2 separate regions of the Homo sapiens genome follow, and region 2 is linked to region 1. Evidence: chromatin contacts called from ENCODE Hi-C or POLR2A ChIA-PET data. All regions are on one chromosome and are shown on one strand. The core of a region is the stretch at or near the end of the contact, and the rest is flanking DNA. Distances in the headings are between cores, read along the strand shown. Region 1 overlaps TNFRSF21 (TNF receptor superfamily member 21). Region 2 has its middle 64 kb from the start of CD2AP.

The links. A loop is a pair of places that touch in the nucleus more often than their neighbours do. ChIA-PET counts read pairs that join two places held with the same protein, here RNA polymerase II (POLR2A). Pooled maps may share reads with other maps.
Region 2: a loop to region 1 is called in a map with no recorded cell type, with 6 times the contacts of the local background. The contact joins two enhancer-like sites. A Hi-C loop is called at or near these places in 2 of 37 single-sample maps with no recorded cell type and 9 of 50 pooled maps. POLR2A ChIA-PET finds 5 or more read pairs at or near these places in 2 of 52 experiments (PC-9 and Panc1).

What each region holds. Positions count from the first base shown.
Region 1 is chr6:47,240,666-47,246,531 of GRCh38, reverse strand. The region is part of intron 4 of TNFRSF21 (TNF receptor superfamily member 21); the gene reads left to right. Among named protein-coding and RNA genes, the nearest start is that of TNFRSF21, 66 kb to the left of the region's middle. RefSeq lists enhancers at 3,492-3,721, 3,942-4,071. Within about 2 kb of position 3,936, at least 27 of the 41 ENCODE cell types and tissues checked have a DNase peak (open chromatin) inside an H3K27ac peak, as active enhancers do; they include PC-9 and Panc1, where a contact is called at or near this core.
Region 2 is chr6:47,411,483-47,417,011 of GRCh38, reverse strand. No RefSeq gene overlaps it. Among named protein-coding and RNA genes, the nearest start is that of CD2AP, 64 kb to the left of the region's middle. RefSeq lists enhancers at 2,311-2,360, 2,863-2,922, 2,933-2,982. Within about 2 kb of position 2,336, at least 12 of the 41 ENCODE cell types and tissues checked have a DNase peak (open chromatin) inside an H3K27ac peak, as active enhancers do; they include PC-9 and Panc1, where a contact is called at or near this core.

The DNA.
Region 1 (5,866 bases), core at 2,687-5,186:
AACTGACAAATTCAAGAATTTGACTTTGTCTCTCTGAATTGGGTTTGAATTTTGCTTTTGCCACTCACTATGTGACCTTGGGCAAGTCCTATACAGTCTCCAAGCTTTGTAAGTGCTTTGTAAAGATCTTGCTGAGAAATAGAGGTGAGTGTAAATGCCCAGTCCTGCACTTGACATAGAGCAGGGGGCTCAGTAAATCTTAGCAACTATTTTCTGTGTTGGAATTTGAATTCTACATTGTCCTTTTTTTGACTTGACAGCAAATGCATTATGTTTTCAGTAAATGCACATTAAGTTGAAATCAGCATTTGCTAAATATCTGTTGTGTCCCAAACACTGTCTGGGTGCTCTATAGCTGGTTTATTTAGCAAGCTTCATGGTCCTGAGAAGTATAGGTGGGTATATTCTCATTAAGATAGTGATATGGTTTGGGTCTGTGTCCCTGCCCAAACCTCATGTTGAATTGTAATTCCCAATGTTGGAGGTGGGGCCTGGTGGGAGGTGACTGGATCATGTGGGCAGATTTCCTGCTTTGGCACTGTTCTTGCAATAGAGTTCTCACGAGATCTGATTGTGTGAAAGCATGTGGCACCTCCCCCTATCACCACTGCTCTGACCATGTAAGACATGCCTGCTTCCCCTTTGCCTTCTGCCATGATTATAAGTTTCCTGAAGCCTCCCCAGTCATGCTTCCTATACAGCTTGCAGAACCGTGAGCATATGAAACCTCATTTCTTTATAAATTATCCAACTTCAGGTATTTCTTTATAGCAGTATGAAAACTGACTAATACAGATATATTACTATATTTCATTGAATCCCATGTCAATTGTAAGATATACCATTGTCATTATGTATTACTGAGAAAGAAAATACTGTTAATTATAATTGTAAGAGACACCTCTATTTCAGAGATGTTAAAATGTGAAAAAAATATGCATCATAGAATTTTAATAAATATAGTAGTTGAGCTTGCTGTATGCAGATCGTAAGGAGAAAAGTCTAGGAAACAGATTCTTGGGGTCTTTATATTAATATACACTCCCTGCCCAACACACACACACACACACACAAACACACACACACACACACACACACACACACTTCTTCTTAGTATTGCCTTTAAGGTTGAGATAATTCAACACAGACAATTTATTTAATAGATTATCAGAGCACCCATTATGTATTGAGCCCTGTACCAGGCACTGAGATACTAAATGAAACAAAACAAAACACAAAGCAGAATCATCCCTTAGGATGCTGACAGTTTTATAGGAGGGATAGATATGTGAGCCAGACTTGAGAATATATTCTGTGAAGCTGCTATACAGAGGGATGGAAGTGGGCTTTAATTTTTTTCTGAGACAGAGTGTCTCACCATTCAGAAAAGGCTGGGTCTGTTAGTGGATGACATTTCCCACCCCTTTAATCTACACCCTTCCTGGCTTTCTCAAAAAGTGCATTGGGAGGAAATCAGAATCAATACTGTGAAAAGAAGCTTATTTTCTCCATCAATTACCAGTGCAGGAGAGCACATTTTCACTTTTTCTTTTTAAAGGCAAAACACCGATTTGGATAAAGTTGAATAGCTTCCAGCTTTGGCCTAGCTTCTCCACTCTGTGTTTGTGAAAGTGTCCCTTATTCTGTTATAACCCAAGTGTCAATAACAGGTACACTTGCTGATGAGGAATTGCATCATGGTCAGCAGTAGGTTTTATTTTATATCAGTTAATTTCGAGGTTTTCATCACTTATTTTTCACCATTTCCTTGGGAGAGACTAATGTCATTCCTGGTTTTTTAATAAACAATTGCCACAGAGGAAACTTTGATCGATCTACAGTTGGACTTTCACAGGACAGGCTGAAATTAAATGCCCAACAACTAAAATGACTTATCACCAAAAAAGTACTAGAAAAAAAACTTGGGGGAAATGTTTTGTTTTTATAATCACAACAGTAGAGAATAACATAAAGCACAGAAGCCGTACAAGAACAATGCAACTACTTAACAATAAATACACAAGCCAGAAAACACCGTATACAAATCAAAAGACAAAATAATCACAGGTTGAAATTGTTTGAAACATAGGGTTCAGTTTCTTGAAAAATAAGGAGTTTTTACAAATTAAGAAAAAAAATGTGCAGTCTTGTGAACAAGACAGTTCACAGAGAAGGAAATACTGAAGCCTTTTTTTTTTTTTTTTTTTTGAGACGGAGTCTTGCTGTGTCGCCCAGGCTGGCGTGCAGTGGCGCCATCTCGGGTCACTGCAAGCTCCCCCTCCCGGGTTCACGCCATTCTCCTGCCTCTGCCTCCCGAGTAGCTGGGAATACAGGTCCCCGCCACCACGCCTGGCTAATTTTTTTTGTATTTTTTAGTAGAGATGGGGTTTCACCGTGTTAGCCAGGATGGTCTCTATCTCCTGACCTTGTGATCCGCCCGCCTCGGCCTCCCGAAGTGCTGGGATTACAGGTGTGAGCCACCGCGCCCAGCCTGAAGACTTTTTAAACATGCAGATTTTTAACCTCTCAGGCTGGCATGGAGACCTATAATTCCACATCTAGGAAGATATCTTACACATGTTCACATGCATTCAGAATGATGCAAGTACACATATATTCATTGTAGTGTCATGTGTAATAGCAAAAGAGTGAGGAGATCTACAAATGCCCTTCACTAGAGGACTGGTTATCTAAGTTATTGAACATCTGTACAATGGAACAGCATGCACTTGTCAGAAGAAGTGAGTCAGCTCTTCATGTGCTAACCTCAAGAAGGGTTAAACGAAAAAAGGCCAGGTGAAGAATAGTATGTAGGATGGGGCACAGTGGCTCACACCTATAATCTCAGCACTTTGGGAGGCCAAGGTGGGCAGATCACTTGAAGTTAGGAGTTTGAGAACAGCCTGGCCAACATGGTGAAACCCCATCTCTACTAAAACTACAAAAATCATCTGGGCCTGGTGGTGCATGCCTGTAATCCCAGCTAGTCAGGAGGCTAAGGCACGAAAATCAATTGAATACAGGATATGGAGGCTGCAGTGAGCCGAGATTGCACCACTGCACTCCAGCCTGGGAGACACGAAAAAAACAAAACCAAAAAAACAACAGTATGTACATTGTGCCACCATATTGCAAAAATATATACATATATATACACACACACACAGTATATACATAGATGTTAAAAATTGTTTTAAAAAATAAGGGGGGTGGAGAACATATATACTTATTTATTGGTATAAGTATAGACTGTCTCTATCTCTGGAAGAGTATATTGTGACTTGGTAACAGTAGTTACCACCACGGAGGGAAACTGAGTTGCCGAGACTTGGAAGTCAGAGGTTAAGGTCAAAGGTTAACTTAGACTTGTAGACCATATGCATTGTAATTCTAATGGCATGAATCTAATTAATGGACTTATTATGCAATGCTAATTTAATCAGATTTGATGAGTTCAAAAAGCCCGAGTCATAAAGATGAACTTAAGCCTTCTTACTTCAAGGTCTTGAGTTTCCTACGAAATTACTTTCCATCCTCCACAGTGTCTTATGGCAAGCTTTAAAAAGGTTTGCGAAACTTTTTCTCATGGATAGAATTATCGAAAGGCTTTTTTGTGGGAAAGATTTTCCAATAGAAGTTTAGGGAAACCTAAGGAATTTCCAATGGAGCATGATCTCCTCATGTTCCGATGGTGCTGAGCTCTTAAAAGTCTTGGCAATATTTTCAAACGTGAGTGGGCTCCAGCTCTGAACCAAGAGAACCCACTTATTCACTGTCCTCACTTCCTCTTTTTGAGAAAGCTAATCAGTGAGTCAGCTCAGGGCTGCAACACCACTACCGTTGATGTCAGCAGCCTGGACAGCCTGCAGACACCCGTGCCGGTAGCGGGGCGGGGCTGCCCCCCCTTTTCCCTCCCTCCGGAGCCAGCTGGTTCTTACCAGCTTTGGCAGCTTTGTGCAGCACTATTTGTTGTGGCTTTTCTCCTGTACATACAGGAAAGGCACAGCTCTCTTGCTTAGGGCAAGGATTGGCTATTGACACTTTGACTTAAATGGGGGTGGATTTATAGACTTTGGGGCTCAATTTTGAAATTAACTCTTAGAAATGATGAGAATTCTAAGACGAGGTATATACAGAAAATTATAGCCAACTACCTTGATTTGAGTTTGGGGTATTTAAGCGAGAAACCCACCGTGACCAGCTAACCTAGTCTAACTTCATAGGCCTTAAGTAAGGTTGCAGTTGAAACAAAACCTTTTCATTATTCTGTGCTTGAACAGATCTGGGGTGAGTGGGAGTGTTTTTTAAAATAATTCCCCAGTGGTTTTGGCATTTTTTTGGCCAGGTTAATCCTGAGATTCCCCTGATGGTGGGTGAGTTTGTTCTGCAGGCTCTGCATTGGCTCCCAGCTTAAGGTTCACTCACCTATGCCATCTCTGTGGTCTGGCTTGGGGGTTCCCAAGGAAGCTGAGCAGAACATCTTGGTGTTGTGCTCCTGTTCTTTCTTCCATCCCATGACATCCAGTGATCCCAGGGAGCTCTAGACAGCAGATGGCCCTCGCTGTCCACTTGGCAATTGACAATTTAGATTTAAGTGTTGGTGCTGTTCCCTACTTATGCAATGGAAGCACCTCCTTGCTTCATGTACTAAAGTCTGGGCTGTGCAGGAGAAGAAGAAAGAAGGAAAGAAAACAAGAGGTTTTAACTCAACAATTAGAAGCCCAGGAAAAGTTTGGGGAATTTTTCTCTTAAAGTTACTTGACTCTTGGCCCTTCTCTTTAATTTTTTAAAATAATGTTTTAAGAGAAGACTTACGAAGCAAAGAAAATTTGGAAGCACATTACAACAAATAATAAATCTACCATCTAGATTCAATTGTTATTCACATTTTGGCATATTTGCTTTATCTATGTATGTATACGTTTCCAGTCCATATTCCCATTTCGAAGACTTTCTCTAAATTTCTTATAACTGATAATCCTTCTTTCAAGCATTTAGAAATCAGCATTTTTCCATTTGCCTCTTAAGATTTTTGTTTGCAAAAAAAAAATTGGGTACATTTGGGTTCTGCTTGCCAAGACCCCTTACTCTGGATTGAATTGAACAAGAATTCACACTCAGAAGAATAATTTTAAAATCATTGTCTCTCATCATCTGAAACTTTTTTTTTAGGGTGATGTATTTGTTTTTATTTTTTAAGGGAGAAATCATTATATACAAGTATTTTACAGTGTCCGAACTTAGGAATTGAATAGATTCAGATAAATTGTTTTGTGATGAGGCTGGTAACCTCATTATATGAACCCTTATTTATATCTGAAATCCTGGAACCACATAGATTTGAATAAGAAAGCATTTCTTATTATCTGAATTCCTCTTCTCTAAAGACCACATAGATTCAGATATCAAGAAATACTTTTCTGGCAAAGAAAATATGCCTTTTTTTCCTCCCAGAGCCCATCTTATATGCCTGTATAGGCCTATAGAAGGTCTTGAAATCTAATTTGATTTTGATTATGTGGGCAGCTGGGAGAGCAGGGGAAACAGGCTTGAGATAATATCATAATTCTTAAATAGTTGTAATTTTATATTTATTCGCGACTAGAATTCCTTTGAGATAAACCTTTAGTAGAAATTGAATTTGTTTGTTTGTTTTTTTAACCAGCCACTTGTCTGTTGGGATCTGAAATATTTTCAATAGAAAACAAAGTTATTGGCTACAGTTGAGGTATCTGGTATTCACAGAATCTCTCATATTTATCTTAGCGCAGTCATCCAGCTGGAGTGTAAGTCTGCCATTGAGTCCCAGGTACTTGCAGATCTCAACCTCTACCCACTTCACTCTAGCGGAGGGGCTCGGGCAATG
Region 2 (5,529 bases), core at 1,087-3,586, 170 kb before region 1:
TGAGACAAGAATTTGAGAGTAATTAGTTTATTTGGTATTGAAATAGGTTTTGCAAAGATTACGACAGTGAGAGAAATCTAACATGGCTGACTCCATCTTGCTTTTGGCTTCACAGGCTGGCTGTCTTTGATCATTCTGGGCATAGGACAAGCTAACTATGGGAGGAATTTAGTCTATAGTTTAACTTGAAAGCAAGGATGATAGTAGCCCTTCCCTGGAACTAACCACTCCTTGCTCAAGGGTGGAAAACTAACAAAAGGCCATGAGGCTAAGATTATAGAAGGCCCTGAAGTCTGCTAATATGTAGGCGTAGTTTCCATAATCATTTACTGCTCAGGAGTCATGTAGCCAGAGGTCACAAAATTTGTGACTTTCCCAATTGCTCCCAAAGATAACATGACTATTGTAAAACCTAAGAGTGGTCTTTTGAGATATTTTTCAGGTTTTTGCACTGCAGCAACTGACTGACCCTACCAGACCTGTGACTCATGACTTAACTGGTCCTGTGACCCCCACCTCTCAGAGGCTGACTTAAGGCTTGAGCACCATCTCCCACACCCCAATAATTTCACTTCCAACCAATCAGCTGTATCAATTCCCTAGCCCCCTGCCCACCAAATTATCCATAAAAACCATAGGGTCTGAGTTCTAAGGGAGACTGATTTGAGTGATAGCTCCACTTCTTCTGCCTGGCCAGCTTTTTGTTAATTAAACTCTTTCTTTACTGCAATACCATGGTCCCAGTGAATTGGTTTTGTCTGTGCCGCTGGCAGGAAGAACCTGTTGGGTGATTACAGTATCTCAAGAAATACTGTTAGTGAGTGGGCAAGAGAGGCAAGGAATTGAAGACTAATAAATGGTCTGTGTTATCAAGCCAGTTACTGTAATGGACAATTGGAACTTAATCCAGCTGGCAACTCTGGAGATCCAGAATAACACAAACCTCAGAGCTATTTCCTCAGTGGGGTGAATGAGCTGAAGTCTTGCCTCACCAGTTCCCATCAGTCATTTTTTAAGGAATACTTCCCAGATATCTGTTCATTTCCCTAAGCCTGGTGCAGCAAAGTGCACTCCAGTGGTCAGAGAAAATCTTTGGGCAAAGGGACCCTGATGCTGGCAGGTGGACATCATAAAGGCTGAGACATTGGCAGCATCTACCTTTATTTATTTATTTATTTATTTTTTACAGACAGGATCTTTCTCTGTCACCTCTGCTGGTGTGCAGTGACATGATCACAACTTACTGCAGCCTTGACTTCCTGGATTCAAGCAATCCTCCTGCCTCAGCCTTCCTAGTAGCTGGGACAACAGGCATGTGCCACCATGCCTGGCTAATTTTTTTATTTCATTTTATTTCTTTATTTTTTGTAGAGATGAGATCTTGTTGGGTTGCCCAGGCTTTGATAATATATTTAATTTAGACTTTTTTCTCTCTACTAATTCAAACCAGACCAGCATTAATTAATTTAAATTGGAAAATATTTCTTGATTATGCAGATCTTGAATAGCATACTATAGAACATATGGAATGTGCAGTATATATTAGACATCATGCCATACCCTTCCTGTGACTGCCCGTGTCTCTAGCCTGTAGCATGGTCAGCTTTGGACCAAGTCTTCACTTTGCAATGGACTCTTCATCCCCCACTCTAGTAAGAAAGAGCACACAATGGCCTTTCTTTTTGAGGAAGAAAAACTTGGGTGGAAAATCTGGGTTTTCTTCCAAATGTCATTAAATATCATTTAATTCATTTTGTATCCTCAAACATTCCACATATATCAACAGCTTTTCCTGTAAATATTAAATAAAAGGAGGTAAGAAAAAACAGGAGGCAATGGCAGTGGAGAAATCTCTTGGAGGAAAGCTGAGAGCACAGTCCCCGTGACTGAGAGTTTCAGAGGGTTGGCAGAGCCATGAAGAACAAAGTGAAACTGTGGCTGTCGAGCAGTGAGAATGATCAAGGCTTTTATTTACATTCCAGTGAAATCTAGGGACAACTCTCATTGTGCGACTATTTATGGTGGAATTGTTTGAAACTTTGCAACTTTCTCTTTGGTGTTTTTACCCACTTCCTGTTTCTTGTTGTGATTAACAGTAAAACGAAACCTAATCACACAAAAAGCTTTTAGGAAACCATAAACCGGTAATATGGTTTCAAGGTGATCTTGGGGTCACATAAATTCTTCTGATGCCTCGGGCGCTGGAGAAGATGAAAATCTTTATGGAAACACCACTGAAAATGGAAGCCGATGGTCCCACCTCAATAACAAGGGAATAAGGAGCTTACCACACCTTTTATCCTTGACACCCATTGGGCTACAAGTTTCCAGTCTGGCTTACAGCTGAAGAAATTTCCACCACGTAGACAATGGGAAGACAAGAAAATGGTCTGTTGGCATGCTAAGTTGAAATCAAAACCTTCTCCATGGAAACGTTTTGAAACGTTATGTTTAGATTCTAAGGTGCTGACAGTAAAGTTGCAGTTTAAAGAGGTTTTATGGTCTGAAGACGGTAAATAGTAAATGCCTTACCATTTCTCGCTTTTGAGACCTAATCCATTTTTATGTCAAGAAATTCCGTATATGTAAGATTTAGTGAGTGCAAAGAATGTCAGCAACCATTGTGGAGATTTTGCATTCTGTCTGCCTGCCTGGCTTGTATTCTTAGATGCACGTATACATTTAAACATGTATAAACTTATACATGCCCTTCCTGAGGTAAGAATACTTGACTGAAAACTGTGGTATATAGGAATAAGTTATTCAAACTAATTGTGTACTTAATCCTATACAACCCTTTTCTCTCATCTCAGAAGAGGACTGTCTTGGGTTGGTGTTGCCATCTAGTGGCCAATATGGGAAACTGGCAAATGCATGACTTCTTCCTTTTCCTTCTTTCTTCCTCTCTCATTAGCGTGAAGAACTTGGTATACACCCGACCTTCTTTCAGATACTCATCATGAACAGCTTAGCAAAAGCCTCTAAAGATAATGTCTTTCTTACACAGATGGATAGACACAACACACACACAGACAACACACACACACAGACAACACACACACACAAACTCTCTCTCTCTCTTTCAAGCCCCTTTCACTTACAACCTTCCCTCCCAACTGTTGCTAATTGTATCTGTCTGGGTCTCCCACAAGGCAATTTTGTCATCTGCATTCTCTCTCCTTCTTGTTGTTGTTAATTTGTGAACCCCTTCACTCAAATTAATAAAAGCCGTATTTTTTTTATTTTTTATTTTTTGTGAGGCAGAGTCTCTCTTTGTCACCCAGGCTGGAGTGCAGTGGCACAATCTCAGCTCACAGCAACCTCCACCTCCTGGGTTCAAGTGATTCTCCTGCCTCAGCCTCCTGAGTAGCTGAGATTAGAGGCATGCACCACCATGCCCAGCTAATTTTTGTGTTTTTAGTAGAGACACGGTTTCACCATGTTGGCCAGGCTGGTCTTGAACTCCCGACCTCAGGTGATCTGCCCGCCTTGGCCTCCCAAAGTGCTGGGATTACAGGCATGAGCTACCACATCTGGCCAAAAGCCATATGTTTTCCGAAGTAATTGGACACGCTGAAACTAATGTTGTAAACTTTAAAACTTTTGTGGAGCCCCAGAAGTGTCCTTTTAGAATCTCTAAAAGGTTTACAGGGAGTTCCTTCTTACCTCTCAATTAGATAGAGCTGCTTTTGTCAATTGCCAGTATTTAAGGCAAAATTTTAAAATCACTTAATGTATTTGTACTTGCTTACATTTGCCAAAGTAAAACTGGTAGGGCAAGCCAAAAACTAATAAAAATGATTTTCTGTGGGGATGGGAGAGAACGGGGTCTAGGACAGGAATAGAAGAGAGACTTCTCTGTTTATAGTTTGTTTTTAAAGATAGCTTTTTTGGTGAATAAAATTCACTCGTTTAAAGCTTACAACTCAGTGATTTTTATTTTTATTTATTTATTTTTTAGAGACAGCGTCCCCTCTGTTGCCCAGTGGAGTACAGTGAAGTGATCATAGCTCACTGAAGCCTCAAACTTCTGGGATCAAGTGATCCTCCTGCCACAGCCTCCAGAGTAGCTGGAACTACAGGCATGCACCACCACACCAGGCTAATTTTTATTTTTATTTTTGTAGAGATGAGGGCTCACTATGTTGCCCAGGCTGGTCTTGAATTCCTAGCCTTAAGCCATCCTCTTGCCTTGGCTTCTCAAAGCATTGGGATTACAGGTGTGAGCTACCATGTGTGGCCAATTCAGTGACTTTTTAGCAGACTTATAAAGTTATATGACCATCACTACAATCTAATTTTAGAACATTTTCTTCAGCCCAAAAAGAAACTTTGCCCTCACTTACAGTCACTTCCCATTCCCACCCCATGCCTCAAACTCCTGGGCTCAAGTGATCCTCCCACCTCAGCCTCCTGAGCATCTGGGACCACAAATGTGTGTTACCACACCTGGCTAACTTTTATAAAATAATGTTTTTTGTAGAGATGGAACCTTGCAATATTGCCCAGGCTGGTCTTGAACTCCTGGCCTCAATCAGTTCTCCCACCTCAGCCTCTCAAAGTGCAGGGATTACAGGCATAAGTCACTGTGCCCAGCCAATAATAATGTTTTAATATCGGCCTATTAATTGTAAGAAATATACCATACGAATGCAAGATGTTAATAACAGAGGAAATTAGTAAATGAGATATATAGAAACTCTCTGTCCTATCTTCACAAGTTTTCTATGACTCAAAAAGTATTCTGAAATCAAAAGTTTATTTTAAAAGCCTATCTTTCCTCCATTGAATTGCTTTTTTATTTTTGTCAAAAATCAACCAGGCATATTTATTTAGGTCTTTTTCTGAGTGCCTTTTTCTGGCCCATTGATATATGTGTCTATACCTCTGCCATTACCACACAGGTTTGCTTACCGTTTTTATATAATGTCTTGAAACTGGGTAGACTGATATTTCCCACTTTATTCTCCTTTTTCAAAATTGTTTTAGCTAGTCTAATTTCTTTGCCTTTCCATAAATTTTAAAACAGTTTTGTCTAAATCTATTTAAAAAATCTGGTTAGGCTATTGATAGGATTTGCTATTTGTGTATCAATTTTTCTACCTGTTCAAATGGGGAGAAGCAACATCTCTATTATATTGAGTCTTTTAATACATGAACATGATATGTCTCTCCATTTATTTAGATATTCTTTGATTTCTTTCATTAGCATTTTGTAGTTTTCAGCATACAAGTCCTGTCTTGTCTGTTAGATTTATACTTAAGCATCTTATTTTGGAAGAGCAATTGTCAATGGTACTGTATTTTAAAAATTGGTATCCATGTGTATAATTGATTTTTGTATCTTTATTTTGTATCCTATGATGTTGCTGAACTCATGTATTAGTTTAAGGAGGACTTTTTTGTGTGTGTAGATTCCTTGGGATTTTTCTACGTAGAGCATCATGTCATCTGCAAATATGAGCTGTTTTATTTCTTCCTTTCTAATCTGTATGCCTTTTATTACCTTTTGCTTTGGCTAGAGCTATA